2 separate regions of the Mus musculus genome follow, and region 1 is linked to region 2. A link is a contact called in ENCODE POLR2A ChIA-PET data. All regions are on one chromosome and are shown on one strand. The core of a region is the stretch at or near the end of the contact, and the rest is flanking DNA. Distances in the headings are between cores, read along the strand shown. Region 1 holds the start of Mad2l2 (MAD2 mitotic arrest deficient-like 2). Region 2 overlaps Agtrap (angiotensin II, type I receptor-associated protein).

The links. ChIA-PET counts read pairs that join two places held with the same protein, here RNA polymerase II (POLR2A).
Region 1: POLR2A ChIA-PET joins it to region 2 with 17 read pairs in embryonic stem cell. The contact joins the promoter of Mad2l2 here to the enhancer-like site in region 2. POLR2A ChIA-PET finds 5 or more read pairs at or near these places in 3 of 5 experiments (Patski and embryonic stem cell).

The regions. Positions count from the first base shown.
Region 1 is chr4:148,136,634-148,143,269 of GRCm38, reverse strand. It overlaps Mad2l2 (MAD2 mitotic arrest deficient-like 2), which reads right to left and starts at 2,780. Exons shown (of 8, transcript NM_027985.3): 1 at 2,436-2,780; 2 at 2,237-2,355; 3 at 213-284. The coding sequence starts at 2,475.
Region 2 is chr4:148,080,256-148,087,105 of GRCm38, reverse strand. It overlaps Agtrap (angiotensin II, type I receptor-associated protein), which reads left to right. Exons shown (of 5, transcript NM_009642.5): 2 at 3,113-3,147; 3 at 4,730-4,835; 4 at 5,348-5,543; 5 at 6,502-6,850. The coding sequence ends at 6,623. Among named protein-coding and RNA genes, the nearest start is that of Agtrap, 4.4 kb to the left of the region's middle. Within about 2 kb of position 3,830, at least 1 of the 3 ENCODE cell types and tissues checked has a DNase peak (open chromatin) inside an H3K27ac peak, as active enhancers do.

The DNA.
Region 1 (6,636 bases), core at 1,531-4,030, 57 kb before region 2:
TGAAGAACCAGATCTTTCAGGGCAGGTCCCACATAGATCTGGCTCAACTGATACATCCCTGATGTGACCTACATACCCTGGGGCCTATTGCTAGCTGGGGGTGGCCTTCAGACTGAGGCTTCTGGCTGTTGAAAGACATGAGCACTTCAGCCCACAAGCAAGGAGGAGCAGATTGGGTGCAGAGTGTCCGTTAGGACCGGGGGCCCCCTCACCTTCTCCAGGAGAGGTTTGACGCAGTGGAGTGTGTCCTGGATGTACTGGTTCAGCTCCGGGTGACAGGACATCTGTATACAACCCCACAGGGCTGTTAAATTCCAAGGCACGAATAGGAGAAACAGCAATAACCCACACACATACATCTCTGGACAAAGAACAGCCATTCCTAGCTCTCCCTGCCTGAGGGATCTAACCTATCACTAACTTAACCTTGGAGAGATACTCAAAGACAGGCACTCTGTCAGGCCAAGTATGGTGGCACACACCTTTAATCTCAGCGCTCAGAAGGCAGAGGCAGGCGGATCTCTAAGTTGAAAGAGGCCAGCCTGGTCTACAGAGCTGGTGATATACAGAGAAACCCTATCTAAGGGAAGAAAAAAACAAAAAAAAAAACTGTGTAGCCACAGGCAAATGTCTTAACATCTCACACACAAGGTGCTTAGTAGCTCTTTGTTTTCAGTGCCTCTGACCCCCTTACAATGGGAAAGCGACTTGAGAAGAAGACAGCACATCTACTGTGTGTCCAAAGTTAAAACCGGGAGCCAGGCATGGTGGCCCACATCTTTATCCCCAGCATTTGGGAGGCAGGCAGATCTCGGAGTTTGAGGTTAGCCTGGTTTACATAGAGTTCAAGACAGTCAGAACCACACTGAGAAATCCTGTCTTGGAAAATAAAACCGAACGCAAGAAGCTTGGGCATGGGGGCTGGAGAGATGGCTCAGCAGTTAAGGGCACTGACTGCTATTTCAAAGGTCCTGTGTTCAATTCCCAGCAACCACATGGTGGCTCACAACCATCTGTAATGAGATCCGATAACCTCTTCTACAGTGTACTCATATAAATAAAATAAATCTTTAAAAAAAAAAAAAAAGAAGCTTGGGGCATGTTCTCCAGTAATCCTAGCACTTGGGATGTTGATGAAGGAGGATCAGGAGTTCAAGGCTAGCCCCAGCTTCCTAACAACTGTGAGCCCAGGCTAGCTACATGAGGTCTAGATTTCTTAAAATACAAAATAAGGCCGGGCAGTGGTGGTACACACCTTTAATCCCAGCACTTGGGAGGCAGAGGCAGGCGGATTTCTGAGTTGGAAGCCAGCCTGGTCTACAGAGTGAGTTCCAGGACAGCCAAGGCACCAAGGCTATACAGAGAAACCCTGTCTCGAAAAAACTAATAATAAATAATAATAATAATAATAATAATAATAATAATAATAATAAACAGAGGCTGGAGAGATAGCTCAGAAACTAAAAGCACTGGCCACCGGACCTTCAGAGTCAGATTCCCCCATCTTCCAAATGCCAAGGGTTCCCATGTGTTCTTCCTGCCTCAGTGAACACCCCCAACAAACAGACATAGACACACACACACACAATTAATATAGATCTTAAAAAGTAAAAAGCTAGGTATGGTGGCTCACACCTTTGTTTCCAGCACTAGAGAGACTGAGACAGGAGAATTTCTGTGAGTTTCGGGCTAGCCTGGCCTACATAGTGGAGACTCCACACCAGCCAAGACTAAACAAGGAGACAAATAATTAATCATAATATTCTTTTTGGTTTTTTCCCTTTTTTCTTTCTTTTTTTTTTTTTTTCTTTTTTTCTTTCGAGACAGGGTTTCTCTGTATAGCCCTGGCTGTCCTGGAACTCACTTTGTAGACCAGGCTGGCCTCGAACTCAGAAATCCACCTGCCTCTGCCTCTGCCTCCCAAGTGCTGGGATTAGCGACCACTGCCCGGCTAATAAATATTTTTTTAGAGTTTAGGGAGAATGAAAAGAGAAAGAAGGTGACAGACAATGGGAATCCTCTTTATCCAAACCTCAGAAACCCTTTAAAATGCAAGCTTGGAACAGCTCTCATCCAGAGAGCTAACCATCTAACCCAGAGAATTTATCTGAGTTCAGGGAGGGAAGGGCTGGGTGGTGAGAGACAGGAGGCTGTCCGCTATCAGCCTCTGTTGAGGAGTGAGGAAGCTTGCAAGTAGAATAAAGGTTTTTAAATCCAGCCGGGCACCGGGGCTCACCTGAACCGGCACGTTGTACTTCTTGCGCTTCTGGAAGATGCCCACCGGGTAGACCTCGCGCACATAGAGAATCAGGTGCACGGCCACCTCCAGGAACTCGGAGAGCACGTCAGCCACCACTGTGGTGGGGACACAGCTGATGAGCAGGACTCCAACCAGGATCGCACTCCCTCCACCCCCCGCAGGCTCAGATCCCTACCTTGGCCAAAGTTGAGGTCTTGGCGCGTGAGGGTGGTCATCCTTGGCCGCCTGGGGGAGGGCGTGGAGGGTGTCTGTAGGGACTCAAGGCAACCGACCCCGCACGCGGGAAACGCAGCCCGGTCGGGGGAAGCCCCGCCCCCTGAGCAGCCGGATCCCTCTCGGCGGAAATCCCGCCCTCTCTACGCTCCTCCCCGATTCGCCGGCTCCGGTTTCGACCTCAGGTTCCAATCTACGACCGGGCTATAGAAACCACCGTCTGAGACCCCTAACGCGCTACTCCAGAATCCCCTGGCCTCAGTAACCACCGCGGTGCTCCCGCGGTCCCAGCACAACCATAAGCCACGCCTACCCCGGAGCTGTCCAATCAGAACCTCGCCCTGTTGGGAGAGGCGGGGCAGGCTCGGGGGTGGAGCTTAGGGGCGGAGCCCCGCCTGAGCTACAGGAATCTCCAAGGAACGAGCTAAACCGCCTTTGGATTTCAGGTGGGAGCGATCAAGAGATTTCCATGGCCTCTGCGTATGATCGCTGTGTTTTCTCCTCCCGGACATTTCTCTTTAGTAGTTGCAAGTGAGAACCTGCTGCAAGCACAGCTGGGTACCAAGGGAGGGCAGCGACATCTGCTGCTAGTCCAGCGTCAACGTCCCCGGACTCTTAGCTTGCCCAACCGAAAGCGAATCCGCAGGCTTGGGGGCGGGGACAGGGAACGGTAAGAAGCAACCGAGACGCTCCACCCCGACCCGAAACTCAAGTAACATCGGGGCTTGACCTCCCTAGAGAACTAAGTGTCCCATGGTTTCTTCTCAATAGCTGACCTTTGGAAGCTGCAGCCAGTAGGCGCTGGGCTGGGTGTCTGGGAGTTGACTCAATAAATCTTCAGAATACGTGTGGGTTCCTGGCCGTCTTTTTTTTCTGCGGACGAGCCTAATGAGGACTTGTCTGTGTCGTGAGCAAGCGGAGGGGGCGGGCAGCAGTGCTGCTCCAGGGTCCTTCCTGTAGAGGTACGGACTCAATTCCAGAGGAGTCGAAAGGGCCTCAGATCATTTTAATAGTATGAAAATTATATCCATTATACGGAACCCTTTTATATTACAAACCCTGAATTCTATTTATTTAATGTGCGTAGGTGTTTTGTCTGCATCTATGTCTGGGCAGTATGTGACTGCTTGGTGCAGGTGAAAGCCAAAAGAGGGCGTCAGATCTCCTGAAACTATAGCTACAGATGATTGTGAACCACTATATAGGTGCTACAAATTGAAACCACCATTCACCACCCAGTACCCTACCTCTCACTTCCTCGGGAAGAGCAGCCAGTGGTCTTAACCACTAAGCCATCTCTCCACCTCCCCAAACTCTGATTTATATTAATTCCTTTATTAGCCCTAGGAGCTAAGTATTGCCTTCACAGCCCAACTTTATAGATGTACAATAGGCTCAGGAACGTTCCTTCTTTCACCAAAGCCTCACGGATGCAATATGTTCTGACGCTAGGTGAGAATTCAGCTTAACTCACACCCTTCTGTTTAACTGAAAGAAAATCTGAGGTTAGAGAAATGGTCTGGAGTTAGGGGTGACATGGCAGGCCTAGAAGCCAAGAGAATTTAAAGAAGTGGTTCAATGTGTGGGCTTCAACCCCTTTGGGGTCAAATGACTCTTTCCCAGGGGTGGCATATCAGATATTCTGCATATCAGATATTTACAATTCCTGACTGTTGTGAAATTGCAGTTATGAAGTAGCAATGAAAATAATTTTATGATTGGGAGTCACCACATGAGGAACTGTGTGGAAGGGTTGCAGCATTAGGAAGGTTGAGAACCACTGATTTAGACTCTGCCCTCCAAGGATGTAAGAGTTGTCTTGTCCTGTTTCTATAGGAAATGTTGCATTAAAGGTCATCCCTGCAATGTGGTATGACACCCACCCCCCACTCCCCGCACCAGAAGCTGTCAATTCCATATTCATATCCTTCTCATGGGAAGGGATAAGGAGCAGGCCAGAGGGAGGATTACCCTGGAATGTGAGCAAAGCGGGTCTCAAAATGCAGACCTACCACCAACATCTTCATCTCAGTCCCCAGGGACCCTATTAAACCCTGGCTGTCCAGCTGCCCTGACTTACCTGACCAGGGCAGGCTAACAGCAGGGCTCTGCTCTTTAACAAGCTCCCCAGGGAACCTGTGTGCCCACGAAACTATGGGAGCTGCCAGTGGAGTTCTCCTGCGTTCTGTAACATGCCTGTGCTTAAGCCGGTAGAATGCTGGTTTGGCTTTAGGAATTGATACACCCGTCAGTGGGCACAGCAACCCTTCTCAAGACTCGGGGACCTTCCCCACATTACACCATGTTCAACAGAGCCCTTTCTACTTAGAGCTGGCTGGGCAGCTCACTGCCTTGTAGACCTTAGGGCAGTGAGTTTTCATCATGGTGGGGTGGGGAATGACCGAGTCCTTTATCCACCCCACCCCCCAGCTCCTGAACAGCGTTTTCATTACTGATGCAGGGTAGAGGTGGGGTGGGGGAGATTCCTCAGGGATGGAACAAGGGCATAGGCGGGAGGCTAAGGTAACATGGGACCAGCTGGAGACCTCTGCCTTGGAGACCTCTGCCTTTGGCTCTACAGTGCCTGGGTTTTCACGTTAGCTACATCAGTGTGATGGATGGCTGTAAGACAGAGATTGCATTATGAGGCAACTTATTGTTTCTTGAATCCCCATTTTCAATGTTATTTGCATATTTTCACCATAGAGACAATATGTAATTTGGGGCTGGGAAGGAAAGTTACAAGTTAAGGTGAAAAGAAAGTGTGTATGCATTTCACAACTAGCAACTAGCCGGGGGACCAGCAATAGGGATGGAGGGAAATTCACTCCCAAGAGATACAGAAACAGAGAGGGCAAATAACAACAACAACAACAAAAGCCTGTAAGCCCCAGCCTGGAAAGGACTAAGCCTCCACCGATGTGCTAAAAGGGTTCTCAGCGGTGTGATGAACACACACACACAAGCAAATTAGATACAACCCTTGTCAACAAAGTGTGCAGACCTGCGAGATGCTTCTATAGCCAAGTTGCTGTCCACAGACGGGATCACATAAGCATCGTCTGGGAGGGCGAGATGGATCAGAGGGCAAAAGGGCTTGCTGCCAAGGCTGGCAACCTTGAGGTTGTCAATCCCCAGGACCCACATGGTGGAAGGATAAAACCGACTCCTGCAAGCCCACACATGCTACCCCACCAATAAATAAATGAATAAATGTAAAAAAATAAATTTAATTAATTAATAAAGACTCAGCATCTTTCCCATCTGTGTCCAGTTCCCAGAACAATGAGCACGTAGAAACAGAGAAGGAGAGAAAGGGGACCAATCACAGGAAGCCTGGTGTCAGTCCCAGCACACCCTGAAGCGCCACCCCGCTGCTTGGCCTGCTTCCTGAGAGGGACCTGGTCTGTCTGGTTCATTTTGGGGGGGCTTAACATGCCACCCAATGCCTGGGCAGCTCAGGTCCTCACAGAACACAGAACATGTGTTAAGTGAATAAGGGAAAGGAAGGTAGAAAGAAGGTGTGATGGCAGGAACTCCGCCCAGGGGCCTGATCTGCAGCCCAGCTTGCTTAGAAAGAATAAGCTATGACCTCCGATGCCAGCACTTGGGCTGTAAGCAAAGCCAGAGTGTGGGCTGGTCCTCGGGGAGCCCACCACACCTACAGCCCACTTGGTTGTCCACTTTCAGCTTCTTTCCACCACCCTGATACTCCTCCAGCCACAAGACCCTTTTCCTTCTTTCAGCCTCAGCTTGCTCATCTGTGAAATGGAAAATTCTAGATCCATTCCCAAAGGGTTATCTGGGCATGGTGGCACACACTTTGAGTCCTAGCACGTAGGAGGCAGAGGCAGGAAGACTGCCACAAATTTTAGGCTAGCCAGAATTACATAATAAGAGTCCTCCTCCAAAATTAATTAATAATTAAGATAGAATTCTGTTTTAGATTTATTTATTATTTGTTTTGTTTTGGTTTTTGGTTTTTTTCCAGACAGGGTGTCTCTGTGTAGCCCTGTCTGTCCTGGAACTCACTTTGTAGACCGGGCTGGCCTCAAACTCAGAAATCTGCCTGCCTCTGCCTCCCAAGTGCTGGGATTAAAGGCATGTGCCACCACTGCCCGGCTATTCTTTATTTTATGTGTATGAATGTTTTGCCTGCCTCT
Region 2 (6,850 bases), core at 2,581-5,080:
AGGCAGTCTGGAGGTCAGGCTCTGCCTTATTCTGCTGGAATAATTACGAGGACAGCACAAGTCTCAATGGTAGAACATTTGAGTAGCCCACCCCAGGCCTGGGGTTCCATCCCAGGACCACACACTAACAAATAATAATAAAACGCAGGAACAGGTGAGAAAAATGTGATGTTTATGGGCTGATATGTTTTATTCATTTGAGTCAGGGTCTCGTGTACTAACTTACTGTGTAGCCTTGAACTTACTGTGTACCTGAGGATTGCCACAAACTTCTGATCCTCCTGCCTCCACCTCTCCAGTGCCAGGATTACACAGTAGTGGCGATGAAACCCAGGGCTTCCTGCAGGATAAGGAAACACTCCACCAACCGAGCCGTATCCCCAACCTGTGTTGCTTGTTTTTCTTAGTCTCCGTCCTCCGCTGAAAAAGCTGAAGCTGTACTCTGTCGTTTTTGTTTAGAGTTGGGGGACTTGCTATCTAGCTCTGGCTGGCCTGGAACTCACTATAGAAATCAGGCTGTCTTTGAATTGACAAGAGATCTGCTTGCTTTTGCCTCCTGAGTGCTAGGATTAAAGGTGTGCACCACCATACCTGACCTAGAGAAGCCGTGTTCTTTTATCGGGGTGCAAACTTCAGCTTAGATCATACGAGGAAATTGTCCGAGTCTCCCAAGAAATAAGTGGTACAGTCAGGATTCGAACCCCCAAAGACTCAGCTCCAGTGGTTTGCATTTCCTGGTATTGTTGCTTTGGGCTAACTTTGGTTTTGATGGCCTACATCGTCTTTTAGAACCTGATAGGTACAGTGTATCCATCACAAATGTAAGATAGCAGGCTTTCCAGCCCAGCATACAAACACTAGGCCCTCCACTGAGATCATGTGTGCTTTGCAGGCTTTGAAGGGCAGTGCCCAGGCTAGGGGTTGTGAAGTAACACCCAGTCACTTTTGGGCTTCGCATCAAGGACAAAGTCGTACCATGTGTCTCAGGATTGGGGACACACTGAATCATTCACAATCTGAAATTCAGAATGAGGCTGGGTGTTGTGTTATTTTGTCTGCAAGATCTGGTGTCCCTATGGGAGGCAGCTGGGACACCATTGGCTGCCCCTTTCAGTCCACCCTCTCTGTCTTTTAAAAAGACACCAGCTCTTCTCAGCACTTGGCCCAGGCTCTGTGAAAGAAGTCGGGTCCCTAACTGGGCTTCTTGCTTGTCTTAAGCAGGAGCTAAACTGAAGCAGCTCAGGTTGGACTAGACTTGTGAAGCCCTGGGAGGAGCAGTGGGGGGGGGGGGGCAGCGATGCGGCCTGCTGTGTTTGAGTGTTTGACACACTTCTACCACAGAGTCCCTGCTGCGCTGAAGAGCAGGTGGCCGTTGTATGTATGGAGACTTGCCCAAGTTTATGTGTTAAGATCTGTTCCATGGTCTGACTCCAAAGTCTGCCAGAGGACCTGCCTCTCCTCCTGGGTAGCCCTTGAATTTAGCTGTCCTGGGGGCATCCTACTGCCTTGTCTAATAGGCCGCCAAATGTTTGCACAGGACACACGGGGATGTTTTAAGTTGAGGTCTGGGACATCCCCAGCCCCTCCTCCTTTGGGAGTGGTAAACAAAGGCTTGTTTTGTTTTCCTGTGGTAGGGTACCACAGGCCAGGCAAGTTTTCTACCACGGAACCACAGTCCATAGCCCCAAACAAAGGTTAATTAATCCTCTTGGCCCCTAGACTTCTGCTGACCCACCCTTTTCTAAGTTAAACTTCCCTTCCCTCTGCCCTGCCTTTGACCTTGGAGATCCTGACAGTGGAGAGAATGCTGGCTTCGGGGCGAGGTTTTAAGGCCAGGCTCTGACAGAGTTATCTGTGTGACACTGAGGAGGTTACTTGACCTCTCTGCACATCAGTTTGTTCACTGTAACAAGAGGTGGGAAACAAGCTGTGCCTTCTAGGGCGATGAGGGGATTAAAAACTCAGACCAGCTGGGCAGAGGCGGGCGGATTTCTGAGTTCGAGGCCAGCCTGGTCTACAAAGTGAGTTCCAGGACTGCACAGAGAAACTCTGTCTCAAAGACCAAAAAAAGCCGGGCGTGGTGGCTCACGCCTTTAATCTCAGCACTCGGGAGGCAGAGGCAGGCAGATTTCTGAGTTTGAGGCCAGCTTGGTCTACAGAATGAGTTCCAGGACAACCAGGGCTACACAGAGAAACCCTGTCTCAAAAAACCAAAAAAAAAAAAAAAAAAAAAAAGACCAAAAAAAAGGAGGGAACAAAACAAACAAACAAGAGAACAACCGTCAGATCAGAAACCAGGTCTACCTTTGCAAGCCCCTGAAACAAAGCCAGACAGAAAGCAAGCTCAGAACAGGGGTGGTTGATCTGGGCTTTGCAGCTGGGCTGTTGCTTGCCTTTCTGATTGGACCTGGTGTGCTGAGTCTCTAGTGAGTTCTGCTCCAGTTGGCCCTGGAGGCAGTGTAGGCAGAAGATTCGTGGATGGAATGACTTCAGAGTGAGGATCCCCGCCCCCCCCCCCCCCCCAGGTGAGGAGCACTGGCAAGCTCCTGCTTTCCCTGAAGCCAAGGTCCCCTTGGGATAGATGCTCCCTGTGTGATACACACACCATCTCCACCACCGAGAGGGCCTGCATTCCGCAACCAGCACCAGTGACCCCTGCTGCCCTAGCTTGTTGACCTTGTTTGGGGAAGAGAGTCCCCCATAGCCCCGCCCCTCCCCATCCCCCCGCTCTGGCTCTGCTCCATTCCGCCCTTCCCAGTTTCTCTTTGAGAAGCCTCTGGTCCCTCCCGCTGCACATTTCCAGGAAGGGCTGGGCCACTTGGCTCTCTTTCTCCCTGCAGCTTTCTTGGAAGTCCTATCACTGAGGGCTGATTATATTCCCATTACAAAGAGAGGGAAACTGAGGCATGAGAGGCTTATTCTCTTTTTTTTGTTGTTGTTTTGTTTTCTGTTGTTGTTTGTGACTGGGTTTCTCTGTGTAACAGCCCTGGCTGTCCTAGAACTCTGTTTATAGACCAGGCTGGCCCCAGACTCAGAGAGGCCCACCTGCCTCTTCCTGAGTGCTGTGCCTTTGCACTCACAGACTTATCCAACCCCTGTTTTTGTGCTACAGGTTATTCTCCTGGTTCACTGGCTGTTGACAACCTGGTAAGTGACTCTGGGTGTCTGGCTGTATCCACGTCTTCTGGCTGTGTGTTGTGTCACCTGGGGTCAGTGCTCCCGGGTCCTGTCTGCCTGGCCAGGTCCCATTCTGCACTGTTTCAGTCCATCACATTTAGCAGTTCGTTCGGCGCAGGGCTGGATCTATCTTCCATCTACACAGTGGGATAAGGACAGGCCCCTGCGGCAGTGCGTACTAACCAAGCCCCTAAGTGGGGCTCCAGGGTGCAGCTGCAGCTTGACCTCACTGTCACTTCGGTCGTGTGTTTGGAGCTGCCAAAAGCAAGTCAGGAAACCACTGAGATCACGTGTGCTTTGCAGGCTTTGAGGGGCAGTGGCCAGGCCAACTGCTGTAAGCGATGTAAACAGCAGGGAGTGGGGTGTCACTTTCCCTGCAGCTCCACATTGGTGACTAGGCTGAGCTCACACCTGCTTTCCCGAGACCGAGAAAGACTGGAAAACATCGGACCTCTTGGCCTAATTGCTAATTCCACTGTTCCAGTCCCAGCCCTGCTAATGGTCGGGTCCCAAAGAAACCCAGACAACGTACCCGTGGCCCCATCCAGTTCCCCCAGCATCACTCAGTATCTGTGGCCCTGCCCAGTTACCCCAGCATCACTCAGTACCCGTGGCCCCGCCCTTCTCACTCTGCCCCCTACCCTAACCCTCTCCAGCTCGCGATCTGGGCTTCCCTTCACCTAGCTTCTGATTCCGTTTTGGCTACCTGCTGTCTTTGTTCTGCCCTTGGCTCCTCTTCTGGACCACTCTATCTCTCTGCCCCTCTCAACCTCTTTCTTTCTCTTCCTCTGATGCTTTCCCCCACACCCCCCATGGCCTTACTCATTTTGCTGGCCATGCTCAGTCGGGATCCTTGCGGATACCTCTGCTGTCTCTCTCTCATATCTACAATAAAACCTTCTCCTCACCCATTCCTAGGATCGGTCAGTCCTCATGGTCATTCATTGTGCGACTGTGTGACCTGGTTAGTCACCTATTAAGTCGGTGACTTTGAGTCTGTAAAATAAGACTCGTTAACAACACCTCCCTCCAAAGAGCAGCTGTGAACCAATGAATTTAGAACAAGTGGGGCAGAGTCAGGTCCCAGGAAGTGCCCCGTGTTAACTGTGATAAGCCGGCTCTGCAAGCAAACTAGTAGGCAATGTCAGAGATACTCTGAAAACTTGAGCAGGGAGGAGCTTGGTCAGGCCTGCATGAGAGTGGATCTCTCAGGCAACGTTTGAGCTCTTAAGATGGCAAGAAATGGCTGCCTGTTCAGGAAAACGAAGCCTCAAGGGTGTAGCAGCCAGGAGGTAAGGGTGGGGCTCTCGTGGGAACCCCATAGACAACAGCAAAAAAGGTATCTTATTCCAAACCGGTGGGAAGGTTGGCTTGGAGGAGTCACATGATCTGATTCACACTGCCTGCTATTTCAATAACTGCCTGCAGGGGGCAGGAGTGACTATTCTCAGAGGAGGTTAAGACCCTGGAACAGGGGGAAGGAACTGTGTGGACGGGGTGGGCACCTCAAGTTGGTGACTAGCTGATTGATAGTGTGTGTCTCTCTGTGCAGGGGCTGCTTGGTGTTCTCAAGCTCCTATGCTTGGGGCAACTTCACTATCCTGGCCCTGGGTGTGTGGGCTGTGGCCCAGCGGGACTCTATAGATGCCATAGGCATGGTGAGTTGAAGTGGGGAAACTGGCCGTGCGCCCCTCGTCTGCCCGTGTCTTCTCTCTCCCTCATACCCGACCCTTTGCTGTTCTGCACATGGCAAGCCTAGCGAGGCCAGCCACACAGCAACCCACCTCTGCTGCTGTCCCCCTCCAAGACAGACATGGGGGAAGGTCACAGAACCCCAACGGCTCCTTAGGAGAATTACAAAGGGGGTTTTCCTTGTCTTCTTGCAGTGTAAACAGAAAGTATGGACTCCAAGGGACTGTCCCTCTCAGAAATTCTGGAGACAGGCCCCTTATGACCTCAATGGCAGGAGATGGGGCTGAGGAATTCTGGGGCAACAGGCTAGAGCCAGACTTGTATGTTGTGCTCTTAGGCCACACAGGTGCCAGTCACAGGCTGCCAGTCACCAGGCTGGGGTGTGTGTGTGTGTGTGTGTGTGTGTGTGTGTGTGTGTGTGTGAAGCTTGGGGTCTGGAGAGTCAGTGGCCATGATATTGTGATGGTGTCCCTTGCAGTTTCTTGGTGGCTTGGTTGCCACCATCTTCCTGGACATTATCTACATTAGCATCTTCTACTCGAGTGTTGCCACTGGGGACACTGGCCGCTTCGGCGCCGGCATGGCCATCCTCAGCTTGCTGCTGAAGCCCTTCTCTTGCTGCCTCGTCTACCACATGCACCGTGAACGAGGGGGTGAGCTCCCCCTCCGCCCCGGTAAGTCCTGCTCTACCCCGCCTTCCCCTGGTGGCCCTCCCTTGGCCCAGAGCACAAGGGGAGCCAGGGAGGTTTCGGCTCACAGAAGTGGCCTGGAGCCTCTGCCGCAGGGACATCTTCCTTCTGTCTCCAGCCAGCCCTGGCTCTGGGGGTGTGCTCTCCTGCCGTGTGGGGAACCCTGTGTGCCAACCTTCTAGCCTCTGGCCCAGCCCGCACTGTCCTCTCTGGTGGTGGGCCAAGCCACTGTCCTGCCCTCTCTGAACCTATTCTATGGGAGCTGGGTGTGGTCCCCAGGTAGCCAGTACTGAGCCAGTGCAAGAGTGGCCTATGGCTGCCCACTCTGGTTTATCTCGATGCTAACCTAGACCTGCCTGGTGTGAAGGGATGGGAGAAGGAAGGAAGGTCCACTGCCCTTGGGACTTGTTCATGGCCCCAGGACAAATGTACAGAGGGAGAAATGTGGGAGACACAGGTGCCTTCTGTCCTGCCCTGTACCCTCAGCCCAGCCTTCTGGCTATGACAGCTATGCCAGGCTCTGCGGCTTCTAGAAATGGTGACTGAGGAGAGCAGGAGAAAAGTGCGTGGGCTGAGGACTAGCCACCCCTCTTCAGATCCCTCATCAGTGCTTCTGGGGCAGATTTGGCACAGCAGCCAGGAGCCACTGACCATAGGACCTGATGTCTAGGCTGGAACCCAGTGTCCTATGCCTCAAGCCAAATGATATCAAATCAGCCTGTCTCTCTGACCCTCAGATGTCTCTCATCTGCAGATCCACCCATCAGATGCTAGGATTGAGTGGATGCTGCCTGCCAAAGGCTTGGTGTCTGGGCTTCTGCTACTGCACATTGTCCTTAGCATCATGGTGTTGAACTCTAGCCATGGCAGACGGTGGATCCATCTGTGCTTAGCAAAAACCCCAGGGTCTCATTTTCTCTATGCACATGTCCCTGTCCTCTAGATTTCTTCGGACCCTCTCAGGAGCACAGTGCCTACCAGACAATTGACTCATCATCAGACGCTGCTGCAGACCCCTTTGCAAGCCTGGAGAACAAGGGCCAAGCTGTCCCCCGGGGGTACTGAAGCTGTCCCTGGTCGTCCTGGTCCCCAGCAGGATTCTTGTTCAAACCTTCTTTACCTGGACCTACAGTGGGGCATCCGCCATTCCCTATCACAGAGGTGGCCTGAGTCATGTGCCCTTGGAGGTCAAGAGCCTCTAGCTTCTCAGTGGAGAAGAGCCCAGTCCTAATTCTCCAGGCTACCCCTCCCTTCAAGACACCTGTTAACCCCTGGGCTAGAGCTGTGGTTGG